Linked DNA regions of Homo sapiens: all the other regions are linked to region 1. Evidence: chromatin contacts called from ENCODE Hi-C data. All regions are on one chromosome and are shown on one strand. Each heading gives the region's core, a stretch centred on a gene start or an enhancer-like site at or near the end of the contact. The rest is flanking DNA. Distances are from core to core; before and after follow the strand shown.

The links. Hi-C counts contacts between places; a loop is a spot of excess contacts on that map. Pooled maps may share reads with other maps.
Region 2: a map of gastrocnemius medialis shows a loop between it and region 1 (11-fold over the local background). The contact joins the promoter of IGF1R here to the promoter of SCDAL in region 1. A Hi-C loop is called at or near these places in 2 of 168 maps with a recorded cell type or tissue (gastrocnemius medialis and prostate gland), 2 of 37 single-sample maps with no recorded cell type and 9 of 50 pooled maps.
Region 3: a pooled map shows a loop between it and region 1 (2.0-fold over the local background). The contact joins the promoter of LINC02351 here to the promoter of SCDAL in region 1. A Hi-C loop is called at or near these places in 1 of 168 maps with a recorded cell type or tissue (HCT116), 1 of 37 single-sample maps with no recorded cell type and 4 of 50 pooled maps.

Annotation. Positions count from the first base shown.
Region 1 is chr15:96,340,802-96,345,179 of GRCh38, forward strand. It overlaps SCDAL (stem cell derived angiogenic lncRNA), which reads left to right and starts at 2,096. Exons shown (of 2, transcript NR_198964.1): 1 at 2,096-2,197; 2 at 3,764-4,378. RefSeq lists a silencer at 1-293 and enhancers at 39-558, 559-1,079, 1,080-1,599.
Region 2 is chr15:98,646,544-98,650,921 of GRCh38, forward strand. It overlaps IGF1R (insulin like growth factor 1 receptor), which reads left to right and starts at 1,996. Exons shown (of 21, transcript NM_000875.5): 1 at 1,996-3,132. The coding sequence starts at 3,039. IRAIN (IGF1R antisense imprinted non-protein coding RNA) reads right to left here and starts at 4,244. Exons shown (of 1, transcript NR_126453.2): 1 at 1-4,244. RefSeq lists an enhancer at 98-719 and silencers at 731-780, 791-1,260, 1,321-1,380, 1,751-2,020.
Region 3 is chr15:98,418,973-98,423,350 of GRCh38, forward strand. LINC02351 (long intergenic non-protein coding RNA 2351) reads right to left here and starts at 2,026. Exons shown (of 3, transcript NR_146567.1): 1 at 1,837-2,026. RefSeq lists enhancers at 2,032-2,607, 2,872-2,981, 3,185-3,760.

The sequences.
Region 1 (4,378 bases), core at 846-3,345:
CTCGCTGCTTCTCGCCACTTTCAAACAAACCTGGGGGAAGATTGAGCCCGGGGGGGATTCCAGCCTGCTCGCTCGGCTCGCGGTCGCCCTGCCTCGGCCTTTCACCATTAGCTCTCCCTGGGCCGCGAGGAGCTGGGGCTCAAAGTTAGCGGGCGACGTCCGAGGCTTAGCCTCTAGCCGGCTGCAGGGACGGGGGCCTGGAGTTGGCAGCTGCTACGGGAAAGTGCCTGCCCCCCAGCCCCCGCCCCCACTTACGTGCGGCAGAATTCCGCCAGCGCCCCGGGAAAGTCCGGGGTGCCGGGCGCGCGGAGCTGCACTCCTGGGATGTGCATTAAGCGGCGACAGGCGGGGGGGGCGAGGGCGGGGGCGGGGGGCGGTCAGGGGGAGCTCGAGCGTGTGAAACTCTGCCTCGAATCTCGCTTTTGACTTGGTCCTATGAGCTGAGCCAACATGGCGTCTCCCACTGCACCGCGAGCGCCGGGCTGCCAGGCTCGGCAGGGCCGGGTAATAGAAAACACATTGGTTACCAAAAAGAAAAAAAGGAGGGCGGGGGGCGCTAAAGGCCATTCCGTCTGCAGGCAGAAAACCCTTTTTTAAACTCTTGCTGGCAAGTGAGTCCGGTCCTCGGTTCTTTAATTAAAGCAACAGAATTCGTAAGGAAAATATTGGTAACGCTGTACCTTCTCCCCTCCCCCTCCCATATTCAGGAGAGTTGATTTCCTGTCCCCTCTCCTTCCAAGAACCAAATTAGAAAAATAAAAAGTCTGTATCCGCAAATGATCTTAAATGTTTGAATGGTATAGGGGGATGGGAAGAGGACGGTCTTTACAGACCTCGGTCAGTTCTCGCGCTCATTAATGCAGGGGCTGCGCCGGGGTTTGCGCGGGCCCGAGCGGAGCTGGGGCGCGGTGGGGAGGGCGGAATGCGAACCCCGCTGGACTTGGGCAGAACTTGCTGCTTTTGCACGCCCAAGTTGTGGGAAAGGAGGCTTTCCGGGCGGAGGGTTGATTGGGGGGTGGGAGGGTCTAGCAGGGGCTGAGGGCCGGTTCCAGGCGGGTGGTCGCAGACCCTAGAAATGTGTGAGCCCGCGTGGACTGTGCCCCTGGCAGGAGAGCGACTGCAGCGGAGGACCCTCTTTCTCTAATAGGTTTGAGAGTGGGCAAGGGCGGCCGTGGGACAGACCTGGCCTCCTAGAGAGGGTCTTCTGAGGGCCTCTGCAGAGATAGTGGATCCGGGCCCAGGCTCCCTTCTCGGGCGGATGGGATATCGCCCCGCCACGTCCAGCTCCATCCCCAGCCCCGGCCTGGACAACCCTCTCCCTCAGCCGCCTGGGATACTCTCTGAATTCCAGGCCTCGTCAAGATTTATTGAAGTTGGGCTTAAAAAACGTGCTTCAGATGATTTTTCCCATTTTCTCAGATTTCAAAGGCTCCCTGCAGTGCGGCTGCCTAATTAATGGTGAAATTCAACTAAATCTAATTATGCAGTAATTTTAAAGCAGTTAGTGCTGGGCGTTGGTTTGTAATAGGACCTCAGTTTTTTAAAGTTTGCTTACTGTGTTGGTTTAGGGGAAAGCTATTTTTTGTATGGTAAAGAAAGACCGGGAAGTAGTACTACTGGAGGAACCAGAGGGCTAAGAACCGCTCCCCACCCCACCTCTATCTCCATCCCCAATTCTATCTCGTTTTCCTTCTGTTTTTTCTATCCCAAGCACACGGTAAAAAGCTGAGCAAGGTGCTAACCCAACAAGGAGACCCTATTTCATAGCCAAAGGGGAAAGAGAGAATCTTTCATACAGAGACACAAAGGGCTTGGTATCTGTCCTGGAGGCCTCTGTAAATGCCCCCAAACCCGGGAAGGGATTCTCATCTCCTCTAATAGAGAACAGATTTCCTCCTCTTAACATCCATTGTCATTAAGGCGCAAAGCTGACTCTTGGAGTTGTAAATCTTATCGTCCTTCTGATAACACACTTGTAATAAGTTAGCGTCCTATTCAAAGTGAATTGTAAAACTGCCTCATTTAATATGGCATCTGTGTCATTAAAACTTTTATTTTTCTCCCCCTCGTGTCTTGCAGGTTTGGCCTTGGGGCTAGCGCTGAAGTCTCTGCCTATGGGGCCTCTGGGGTAGGGCTGAGGGGAAGAAAGGTGTGAAAGACGGGCTGCCTGGATTCAGCCTCTGGATCTTAGACCGGGGTGAGAGACCCGAGGCAGAATGGGCCTGGGGGGTGGTGTCCCTCTATCCCATCTCCCCCGGAGCGGCCCCCTCGAAATGACGTTCCTTGAAAGAAACATGCTTGTGATTAGCTAAGCAAACACATCTGCTTTCGGAGTTGGGCCTTCGTTAATTAGCTGAACAAAGGGCCGTTTTGCTTTTTACCTTTTGCTGGGGAGAGTGTGTTATTTCAGGAGTGTTGCGGGCCCTCCTCTTTTCAATTGCAGCCACGACGTTAATTTTATTGGGATTACTGATGGGAAATGAGGTGGCGCAGGCTTCCGAGAGGAAAAGCTTGATCATTACCCCCTTTGGAACTATATTTTTCCACCCAACCTCCTGCTTGAGAGGAGGGGGTGGGGGGCGAACTGCGCTGCAAGTTCGGAGCAATTGGAATCAGGCTCGCGGTGCGCTGATCTCGGGTGACAGAGCGTGTGTTGAAGCTGAACTCTATAATTTGCGCTTCTGTTCCTTTATTAGGCCTGGACAACGAACTAATGAGCTTTGGCCCAGTACAATGTCACTTGTATTTATTTTCTTATGGCAACTTTGAGATAGCGGAAGTGTTCTTTACCAAGAGCCAGGGAGGGCCCGGAGTCCTGCCGGCTGCTGTCCCGGCCCGGGTCGGTGGCTGCGTCCCGGGGGAGCGAGGGCGCGGTGAGAGCGCGCGCAGAGCCGGCAAAGCTCGGGGACTGGGCTTCTAGGCGAAGCTAATGGGGCCCTCAGGAAGGCGTTAGGCCCTTTGGAGGCCCAGGCATCCCTACAGGAGCAGCTCCCTGAGGATGAGGTCGGGGGGCGCGGGGCAAGTCCAGGGCAAGTTCCCAGGCACGAGATGATGGAAGGCGCGAAAGTGGCATGGCTTCCTCCTGGCGCAGAGCAGGGGGTCCTTCCGCAAAGACTGCCAGGCCAAGGAACCCTCTGAGCAAGCAGATGTACTCCGCCCGGTGGCCTGGGCGTCTGCTTTCTGCTGCAGGAACCTGGCCCAGCTCTGTTGCTCTCTGGGTTGGGGGTGAGGTGGGGTGAAGAGGATGCTTTAAAGGAGTTCTTGGGGTCCTCGGCATGCGGGGACTCCCTCCCTTCTCTTTCTGGTTTGGCCACTCCAAAGGGTCGAAGTTGGAGAGGCCTGGAATAAAGTGAAGAAGCAGTGGGGGTTGGAGGGACAGAAGGGTCGGCGGAGGCAGTGCGGCGTCCCTTGTTCCCTGGCAGAGAGAATACGAGCCCACCACGGGGGGATTGTGGGTGGGGGGCAAGGGAAGGGAAGCCCCAGGAACTGCGAGGGGAGCGAGTACTTCTCTCCGCAGCCTGTCACTTTCCGAGGCTCCCGCCAGGCAGCCCTCGTTAATAACGCCTAGACACCGTGCCCCTGCCCGCCCCATCTCTCCTTGCCTCTCCTCACTTCATCTCTCTGCCTTACCACCCCCTCCCCACCTTTTCCTTCCTTCCTGCAAATGGGTGTTAACGTGGGTCTTTATGTTCTGTCTATAACTAGGATGTAATCACGCACCCCATGCCTCTCTCTAAAAGCATTTCATAAATGTCTATTAAAGCGCTACGAATGTAAGATGAATTTAGTGGCGCGGCTGCCTCCCTGAATCCGAACGGTAATGATGGATTTATCAACGGGGATTCGCCTTCAGCCCAGCGAGGGAGGTTTACTCAGCAAATATGTCGGCGAGCACCCACCCAAATGCAATCATTTGACCCCCTGCGGACGATAGCTGCCGTGCCCCTTCCCACCGCTGGTCCTGCTTGGCCAGGGTCGCTGGGGGCCAGAGGCCGGCCCGGATGACCAGAGAGGTGGCCTCACGGATCCCTTGGCCTCTCGCCCCCTCCTCTGTTTCCTCCTCTCAGCTTGAGGCTCTCCTGGCAAGGGGGATCGATCTGGCGTGTAGGTTTGGTGGGGAGGGAGAGGGTGGTGGCGGTGCCAGAGCACAAGATGAAGTGTGGGCTGTCTTGGCGTTGCCAGGAGACATCAGTGGGTGCCATCGTGCCCTTCTTAGTTTGGAAGGGGCACAATTGTACCCAAGTCTCTGAGTGTGAGCTTAAGTGCCCTGCTTTTGACCAAATCTTAGTGTCTGGGATCGTGGCTGACTCGGCCCAGCCCTGGGCCCCATTGTAGGAAACGTGGCTGTAGGACAGAAGCCTGTGGTGCCCAGCCCCTT
Region 2 (4,378 bases), core at 746-3,245, 2.3 Mb after region 1:
ATAAATTTATTTCACTGTTAAATCTAGGAACATCCAAAACTGAAACTCTTTATTTAAAAATCAAGCTGAATTTCAGTTAAACAAAACCATCCCATCATATGAATAACTTTCTTAGGTAAAACAAGGTTTATTTTCTTTCTATACAACTGACTCTGAATTGAGCTAGAAATTTCCAAGGAGGAAAATGATCTAGGAAACAACTTTAGAAAAAAAGGGCTAAGTTTCCGTTATGATAGCTTTTGACTTGTTTTCAGCTCTTAAAAAATTATTTACGAACGATGGATACACGTTCTAATGCAGAAGTATTTTAGAATTAGAGAGTAAAAGAAACCTACTACCTTCCTTTACATCAGGTCCCTTCTACCATCCTACCCGATTGTTTGAGACAACCACTTCTTATCTCGACAATTCACAACTCTTTTATTAGCTATCTTAAAAAAATTTATTACTGGCATCAATTAGCCTGAGTCATGAAACCGGACCACATTAAGGGCGACACATGGTCCAATCACTGTTTGTAAAAGTCCACGTATTTCAAACTCCTCTCTCCTGCCACTGCTGGGCTGTTTCCCTCTTTGAGGACCTGGTCTCCGCAGCATTTATTCATTAGATGGCAGTCCTAGGGGAGTCTCGCTTTGGGGAAACCTCTCCTCCTGCACATTCAAGAAAACAACCGCGGAGACTTAGGGTCGGTACTGGTTTCCAGTCACTTACGTAGCAAACGAAGCAAGAGGAACGTGCCTGGGAGGACCCGAGACAGGTGCGGGTGGGTTTCCGCAGTAGCCGCTGATCCCGAGTGCATGCGGCGTGTTCCCGGGTCGGGACCGCGGCCAAGGGAGGCTTCCCGGCCCCAGCCTCCACCCCCTCCTCGGCGCCCCGGGACCCGGACACGCCCCCCGAGCTTCGGAGACCCGCAGCGTGCACGCGCCCCGGCCGCTCCCCGCAGCCGCCCACGTGGTGGAGCCCTGAGCTGCGCGAGGCCGCGGAGAGCGCTCAGGGCGGGCGGCTGGTCCGGGAGGCCACGCCAGCGCGACCCAGCCGAGTCGGCCCCCAGCCCGGGCCCCCACATTTCCTCCCCCGGAGGGAGGGAGGCGACTCTCCGCGGGCTGCCCTCCCCAGCGCCCGCCGCGCCCTCTGGCGGCCGCCGCGGGGACGCGCCCGGGGCACGCGGCGCTGCCTGTCTGGGCCCCCCTTCCGGGGCGCGGGGCCCGCGAGGGGCGGCGGGGTCCTCTCTCCTCGAGCCACTCTGGGCCGAGCCACACGGGCCGCGCCCTTCCCCCTCCGCTCCCCCTGAGCCCCCAAACTCCGGGCTCCACGGTCGCAACGCCGCGGGCACCCCAGCCTGGCGTGAAAGTGCCCGGCGTAGTAGCCTGGGGGGGGGGTCCCCTTTCTCCCAGGTGCGCCCCTTCCGCCACGTTCGGGCTTTCCAGTACGCAGCGAAAAAAATGCCGCATGCACGCATTTATTTATTTTGCAACAGCTGCAAGAAACAATGAAGCTTTTCAAGAACCGGGGAAACGCGCTTTCCAGCCGCGCTGTTGTTGTTTTCAATGAACCTCTCCCAGCCCCGCACTCCCCGCCCACCCCTCCCCTCTCCTGCCCACCCCTCCCCTGCCTAGCCTTTCCCTGGCTACCCACCCCTGCCCCGCCGAGACCGGACCGGCGGCGGGGGCATTGTTTTTGGAGTCGGGCGGGAGGGGAGGGCGCGTGCGGGGTGGCCGGCGCAGTGCGGTGGGGGCGGGAGCGGGTGGGCACGCGCGCGTGTCTCTGTGTGCGCGCGGGAGGCGGTGGGGCGGGAGATGGGGGCGGCGCCTCGCAGTCTCGCGCCCCACGCCCGGGCTCCGCTCCGCACGTCTTGGGGAACCGGGCTCCGGTTTTTTGCGCGCGCCGGCCTGGGCCGGGCCCTCGGCGCGCCGCTGCTGCGGCGGTGGCCGCTCGAGTGTGCGAGCGGGCGCGTGTGCGCGGGCCAGGGCGCGCGCGCGCGCGCGAGCCCCCAGTGTGTGGCAGCGGCGGCGGCGGCGCGGCGAGGCTGGGGCTCTTGTTTACCAGCATTAACTCCGCTGAGCGGAAAAAAAAAGGGAAAAAACCCGAGGAGGAGCGAGCGCACCAGGCGAACTCGAGAGAGGCGGGAGAGCGAGAGGGACGCCGCCAGCGAGCCTGCCCACGGCCGGCGCTCGCAGACCCTCGGCCCCGCTCCCCGGATCCCCCCGCGCCCTCCACGCCCCTCCCGCGCGGGGGCAGCTCCACGGCGCGCCTCGCCTCGGCTGTGACCTTCAGCGAGCCGGAGCCCCCGCGCAGAGCAGGCGGCGGCGGGCGGGGGCCGGGCGGGGGCCGGCGCGGGGCGGGCGGCGGCGCAGAGCCGGGCGGCGCGGCGGGAGTGCTGAGCGCGGCGCGGCCGGCCCGCCGCTTTGTGTGTGTCCTGGATTTGGGAAGGAGCTCGCCGCGGCGGCGGCGGCGCTGAGGGAGGAGGCGGCGGCGAGCGGAGCCAGGAGGAGGAGGAGGAGGGGGAGCCGCTCATTCATTTTGACTCCGCGTTTCTGCCCCTCGCCGGCCTCGCCTGTGACCCGGACTTCGGGGCGATCTTGCGAACTGCGTCGCGCCCTCCCGCGGCGGAAGCTCGGGCGTCCGGCCGCCTCCCGCGCGGCCAGGGCCGGGCTTGTTTTTCCTCGCCTAGGCAGATTTGGGCTTTGCCCCCTTTCTTTGCAGTTTTCCCCCCTTCCTGCCTCTCCGGGTTTGAAAATGGAGGCCGACGACGCCGACAGCCCGCCCCGGCGCGCCTCGGGTTCCCGACTCCGCCGAGCCCTGGGCCGCTGCTGCCGGCGCTGAGGGGCCGCCCCGCGCCGCCCGCCCCGTCCGCGCACCCGGAGGGCCCCGGCGGCGCCGCCTTCGGAGTATTGTTTCCTTCGCCCTTGTTTTTGGAGGGGGAGCGAAGACTGAGTTTGAGACTTGTTTCCTTTCATTTCCTTTTTTTCTTTTCTTTTCTTTTTTTTTTTTTTTTTTTTTTTTGAGAAAGGGGAATTTCATCCCAAATAAAAGGAATGAAGTCTGGCTCCGGAGGAGGGTCCCCGACCTCGCTGTGGGGGCTCCTGTTTCTCTCCGCCGCGCTCTCGCTCTGGCCGACGAGTGGAGAAAGTGAGTATGTGCCCGCCGCCCGCGGCCACTGCGGGAACTTTTCCTCCGAGGGGCTGCGCCCTGTTTGCGAAACCCGAGTTGCCACCGTCGCAGCTGTCGGGCCCCCGGGCTCGGGAGCGGCGGGGTGGGGCGCAGGGCGGCTCTGCCGGGAGGGAGGCTGCAGCGGACCCGGGACCCGGGCTCGTTCGTCTGGAGCCCCGCGGGCCCTGGCTCCGCGCATCCCCGCGCGGGAAGGGCTTTTCTCTTTCTCCGTCCTGACAGCCCAGCCGTGTTTCCCGGCTAGGCGCGAGGACTCGGTAGGGAAGTTGGTGCCGGGGCGGGCTCCGCGGTTCCCGGGCCCCGCGACCCGCACCTCGCCCCTTCCATGCGCAAGAGCCTCTCCGCACACAGCGCTGATCCCCTGCGGCGCGCAGGCAGCAGCGACAGCACCCTGGGCCGCACCGCGTCTCCGCTGCTGGGGCTGACCGGGCAGTGGGGAGCGGGCAGCCGCCCGGCCCGCGGGGTGCGAGTTGCCCTCGAGGGGGGAGGTGCCCTGCGGAGAGGCCCCGAAGCCCCAGGACACGTCTCCAAGCGCCCGTCGCTGCCTCCCGTCGCCCAACGTGCTTTTGCCCCTCGGGCTCCTCGGGTTCCTGGCCTTGCCCGTCACTTTGGCCCGCTCCTCGTTGGGTTACCTGCCCCCGGCGTCCCGGGGCTGGGCGGTGGGGTGAGGGGAAGCGCTCTCTGGGCAGCCCCCCGGGAAGTGCGAGGCCGGGAGTCTTCCTCAGCTTGTCTCTTCCGGGGAGCGCCACTGGGTCCCCAGTTCAGAGGGCTCTGGGATGGTCTCCCAGTTTCTCCCGGGCCGGGGGATGGAGGGGTACTAGGGCCGCATCCGAGTGTGCGTTGGTGGGTGTGTGGTCGGAGCCGACGTGCATTCCGACACACGTGCTCGCAGCGCGGGGTGTAGTCGCCGCCTCACGGGGACACCTAGACGCCCGTCCCTGGCGAGAGGTGTCGTACGCTGTGGTTTCAGCGCCAGGGTCTGCGGCGGCGCGGGGAGGGTGTTGTGTTTTGCGAGCGCGGAGCCCTGGCCTTGGTTTTGTTGTGGTCGGCGTCGTGTCGCCCTCTCTTCTGCCGCCCCGCACTTCCTTTGTACGTAGTTAATAAGCAGTGTCGCTCCACATTCGCTGTCTTTTGCAATCTGATAGCTTTTGTTTTGGTGGTGTCGGGTGGGGGTTAGTAGGGAAGCGCGGGGATGCGGGGAGCGAGA
Region 3 (4,378 bases), core at 776-3,275, 2.1 Mb after region 1:
CTATCTGCATTTTTGCATCTCTTGTCAATTTAAAATTAATTCCAAATAAAAGCTCTGCTTTTTTTTTTTTTTTTTTTTTTTTTTTGAGACAGTCTCACTCTGTCACCCAGGCTGGAGTGCAGTGGTGTGATCTCAGATCTCGGCTCACTGCAACCCCTGCCTTCTGGGTTCAAGTGATTCTCCTGCCTCAGCCTCCCGAGTAGCTGGGACTATAGGCGGGCGCCACTACACTCAGCTAATTTTTGTATTTTTAGTAGAGACTGGGTTTCTGCATGGTGCCCAGGCTGGCCTCGAACTCCTGGCCTCAAGTGATCTGCCCACCTCAGCCTCCCAAGTGTTGGGATTACATGCATAAGCCACCATGCCCGGCCAAGTAGTCTGCTTGTAAATCTCATCTTTGAGTAACTGCAGGCAGAGGGAGAGAATGTTCTACCACTAGAGCATAAGCTGGCAGCATGGGTGGGGACCAGCTTGGGGCCCAGGAGAGGGCTGATTCCAATTTTCTCAAGTCCCACTGGATTTCAGGAGCTGCCCCAGGCCCTATCACAGTGGGGAGCAAAACTGACAGTCTCAGGAGGCTTACAGCCTGAAGGAGGAGAAGGAGGAGGAGAAAATGGAGGAGGAGGAGGAGGAGGGGGGAAGAGAAGAGCGGGGAGGAGAAGGGGGAGGAAGAGGAGAGGGAGGAGGAGGAGGGGGAGGCAGAGAGACAGGCCAAAAATCACACCAGTAGATGGGTCATAACAAACTGTTAAAAGCTGTAAGGGAGAAGTTCAAAAAGATCTAAAACACTAGCTTTAGCAACATGGTGATATCCTATCTCTTAAAAAAAAAAAAAAAAAAAGTAGTTAATTAGCTGAATGTGGTGTCCCGCATCTGTAGTCCCAGCTACTAGAGAGGCTGAGGCAGGAGGCTCGCTTGAGCCCAGGAATTCAAGGTTACAGCGGGCTTTGATTGCACCACTGTACTCCAGCCCGGGCAGCAGAGTGAGACCCCATCTCTTAAATTAAAAAAAAAAAAATCTTAAGGCAGTAAACTGGGGGGGCTGATATAATTTGGCTGTTTGTCTCTCCAAATCTCATGTTGAAGTGTAAACCCCAATGTCGCAGGTGGGTCCTGTGGGGGGTGTTTGGGCCATGGGGGCGGATCCCGGGGGTATGGCCTGCTTGGTACTGTCCCCACCACAGTGGGTGACTCTTTGAGACCTGGTTGTTTAACAGTGTGTGACACTCTCCCTCTCTCTTGCTCCTGCTCTCGCCTGTGATGCTGGCTTCCCACCCCACCCCCCGCCCTCCGCCATGATTGGAAGCTTCCTGAGGCCCCCACCCAGAGGCAGGTGCTGGTACCATGCGCTACAGCCTGCAGAACTGTGAGCCAATTAAACTCATTCTGTTTGTAAATTATCCAGCTGCAGGTATTTCTTTCTAACAATACACGAACGCCCTAACACAGAGCCCTATGAGAAAGTAAAACCAGAAACCTGAATTAGAGTGTGTTTCTGGAACACTAAAGCAAGAGCTGAGGGAGGCTTGAGGAGCGGGGCATTTGAGGGGTGGTCTTGAGGGGCTCGTTGAAGCATTTGCCCGAGAACACGCAGCAAGAAAGCGGCGAGGGCAGCTCCCAGGCATCCCAGATTGAGCAATTAGGTGAGCGGAGCGCCAGTCACTGAGAGGAGACCCTGCCGGGAGCCTCGCTCAGCTCCAGGGGTGCTGTCTACACAGCAATTTCCTGCACTCGTATTTCATGTTCATCCACCTCCCCCTCTCCATCTGGTCCCTATGGACACGTCGGCTCTGGCCGACCGCTTGCCCTGGTGCAGAGGTTTCCCACTGCCCTCACCTAGTCTTCTGTGCCGTGGCTGTGGTGCCTTTCTCTTCCTCAGAAGATGCCCGATTCCAAAGCTGCAGCCCTCAGCGATGCCTGTCAGCAGTCTCAGGGGTAGGGCATGGGGGACTCAGCACTTTCTCTTAAGCCTCCCAGGTGGATTCAAAGCTCCGTCCTTTGGGAGCCCCAGCGCCTGCAAAGCTGCGCTGAGGGAGGAGGTGGGGCCTTGGGTGGAACAGTCGGGAATCCTGGGTCCCGTGGCTCCTCCTTGCCCCTGGAGCCAATGAGGAGAGACACATCCCAAGAAGGCCCCAGGCTGGGGCAGCCCCCTCAATCGGGACACCACAGCTCCTAGGACCTCTACTGCAGACCTTGGGGTCTCTGGCTTGGGGCAAGGAGGCCCTGGAATCAGAGGCCTGGTTTGGAATCCTGCCTCCACTTCCCCACCTGTGTACTGGGGACACCACAGTCCCTCCCTAGTAGGGGTGCAGTGAGGGCTCAGTGCGTTTGTTCTCATTGCCGCCCTGTGTTTATTACTATCGCCATTACGGCCTCATCCTCCAAGGAGACTGCTGCTGGAAAGGCCGTGGTTGCTGCGTGTGTCCCGCAGCCCCCTGCAGCCAGCGTCTCCTCGGCCCCGGCCCGACCCTGCCGTCCCTGCTCTGCTCCCTCAGCGACCGCAGACCCCTCACGCACATGCCCAGCCCTGCAGTCCTACTCTGCCACCCCAAGGGGCTTGGGCTTCAGTGGGGGCAGCGTGCGGGGCGTGGAGAGGGAGACGTGTAAAGCCCTGAGAGGCTCTGCAGCCACAGTCCCGCAGTCAGCGTTCCCTCTCGGCCAAGCCTCCTGGCTGCACATCGTTTCCCGGGCATCTCAGTGAGACCGGCCTCGGCTCACAGCGGCACGTTGTTTTTACACTTCGGGGACTCTGGTGGGACCGCGGGAAGCCAGGAGGCGGGCGCGCCCCGGGAGCCGATAGGAAAGTGCAACAGCGCCATCTAGTGGCCGCGCGGGGAGGCTGCGGAGCGCGCGCCGCGACCCGGGATCCACCGTCCGCAGGAAAACGTGTTCCCTCCGATGCGTGGTCACAGCGCGGCAGCGCGGCCTTGGGAGCTTCTTAAACAACAGGTTAGCTATCGCTGCCGCCTCAGTAAGAGAAGTCAAGGCCAAAACGCTTAAAGGATTTTGACCTATTCGGCTTGGTGGAGAGCGCTAAAAGGGGACGCTATAGCGGGATTCTCAGCTCTCCTGGGCTAGTGGGACCCCCGGTGCGCCGCCGCCGATGGGGTCTTAGGGCCTGTCTGTCTGGGCTAGAGCCGGCCCGGGAGCCTGTTTGCGGGGAGTGCGGGTCAGCAAAGCTGTCACAGAAAATCCTCCTCCAAAGGAAGGAAAAAACTGTGTTCTCAGGGAAGGTACCCTACAGAGCGCAGGTCCCCACCCCTGAGCGTGCATCGGCGTCCCCCGGAGCGCTTGTTGAAACAAGGATTCCCGGGCCTCCCTGAGGCTGTGATTCGCAGGTCTGGGGTGAGAGCTGAGGATCTGCATTTCTAGCAAGTCCTCTGTTGATGCTGATGCTGATGTTGCTGGTCCGGGGCGCACCTTCAGACCCACTCTTAAGCCTCATGGCTATTTAAGCTGGGCTACTTCTTCCTGAATATTTGAAAATTCCCGTGGTCTACACTTACCCTGCTCCACCTACAATGGCAGAGTTCCAGAGCCTCAGTGTGGGACTTTTCAGGAAAAGCCAGAGAGGCGCTTTGGGGGCATGGGAAAGGGGGTACGATGGAGCTGAACGTGGAGCTCTCTCCCACCCGCTGAGCTCTGGCAGCCCAGATCCACCAGGAGTTGAAGTCGGACCCAGCCCCAGGCCTGCAAAGGCTGTTGGTCCCCAAGGCAGCATCCAGACAGTCAGTGAGGGCAAGATGCTTACACTCTGGAGGCTTACATTCTGTGGAGGACAGGTCTGAGGTCATCTGTGCAACATAAACGCTCGTGGATTTCCACTACCTTTACAGACAGAATTGCACTGGCGACATTTTATGCTAGAGATTTATCGACACAAATGAGAAGTTTCTGTTCTGATACAACCACCATGATTTCATGAGAGGGTTGGTTCTTCAGCCTGCAGTCTGTGGGTCTCTGGCTAACACTTAGGCCAACAAGACCACGTGTGCATTCAGTCAATCGGAGGTGAGCAGTGCTCTTTAGTGCCGTCCTGTTACATTCCAGCCAGTCAGACAGCAAGCGTATTCAGCCAATCAGAAGTAAGCATTGCTGTGCACTCCATCCCCATCACATTCAGCCTAATCAGACCACAAATGCATTCAGCCAATCGGAAGTGATCACTAGTCTGAGCCCTCACCCACCGGGATCCATAATATTGTTATACCTGTTCTATTAATTCATAAATGGCCTTCATTGATGTGGCCGTTAATATGTGCTGTAGATCAGCTGAAGAGTGATGTGCCTGCCCTAGGAACCAACTGTTCATCACAAATGTATGCCCATGACAAAAATGTATACATCAGGCTGGGCACAGTGGCTCAAGCCTGTAACC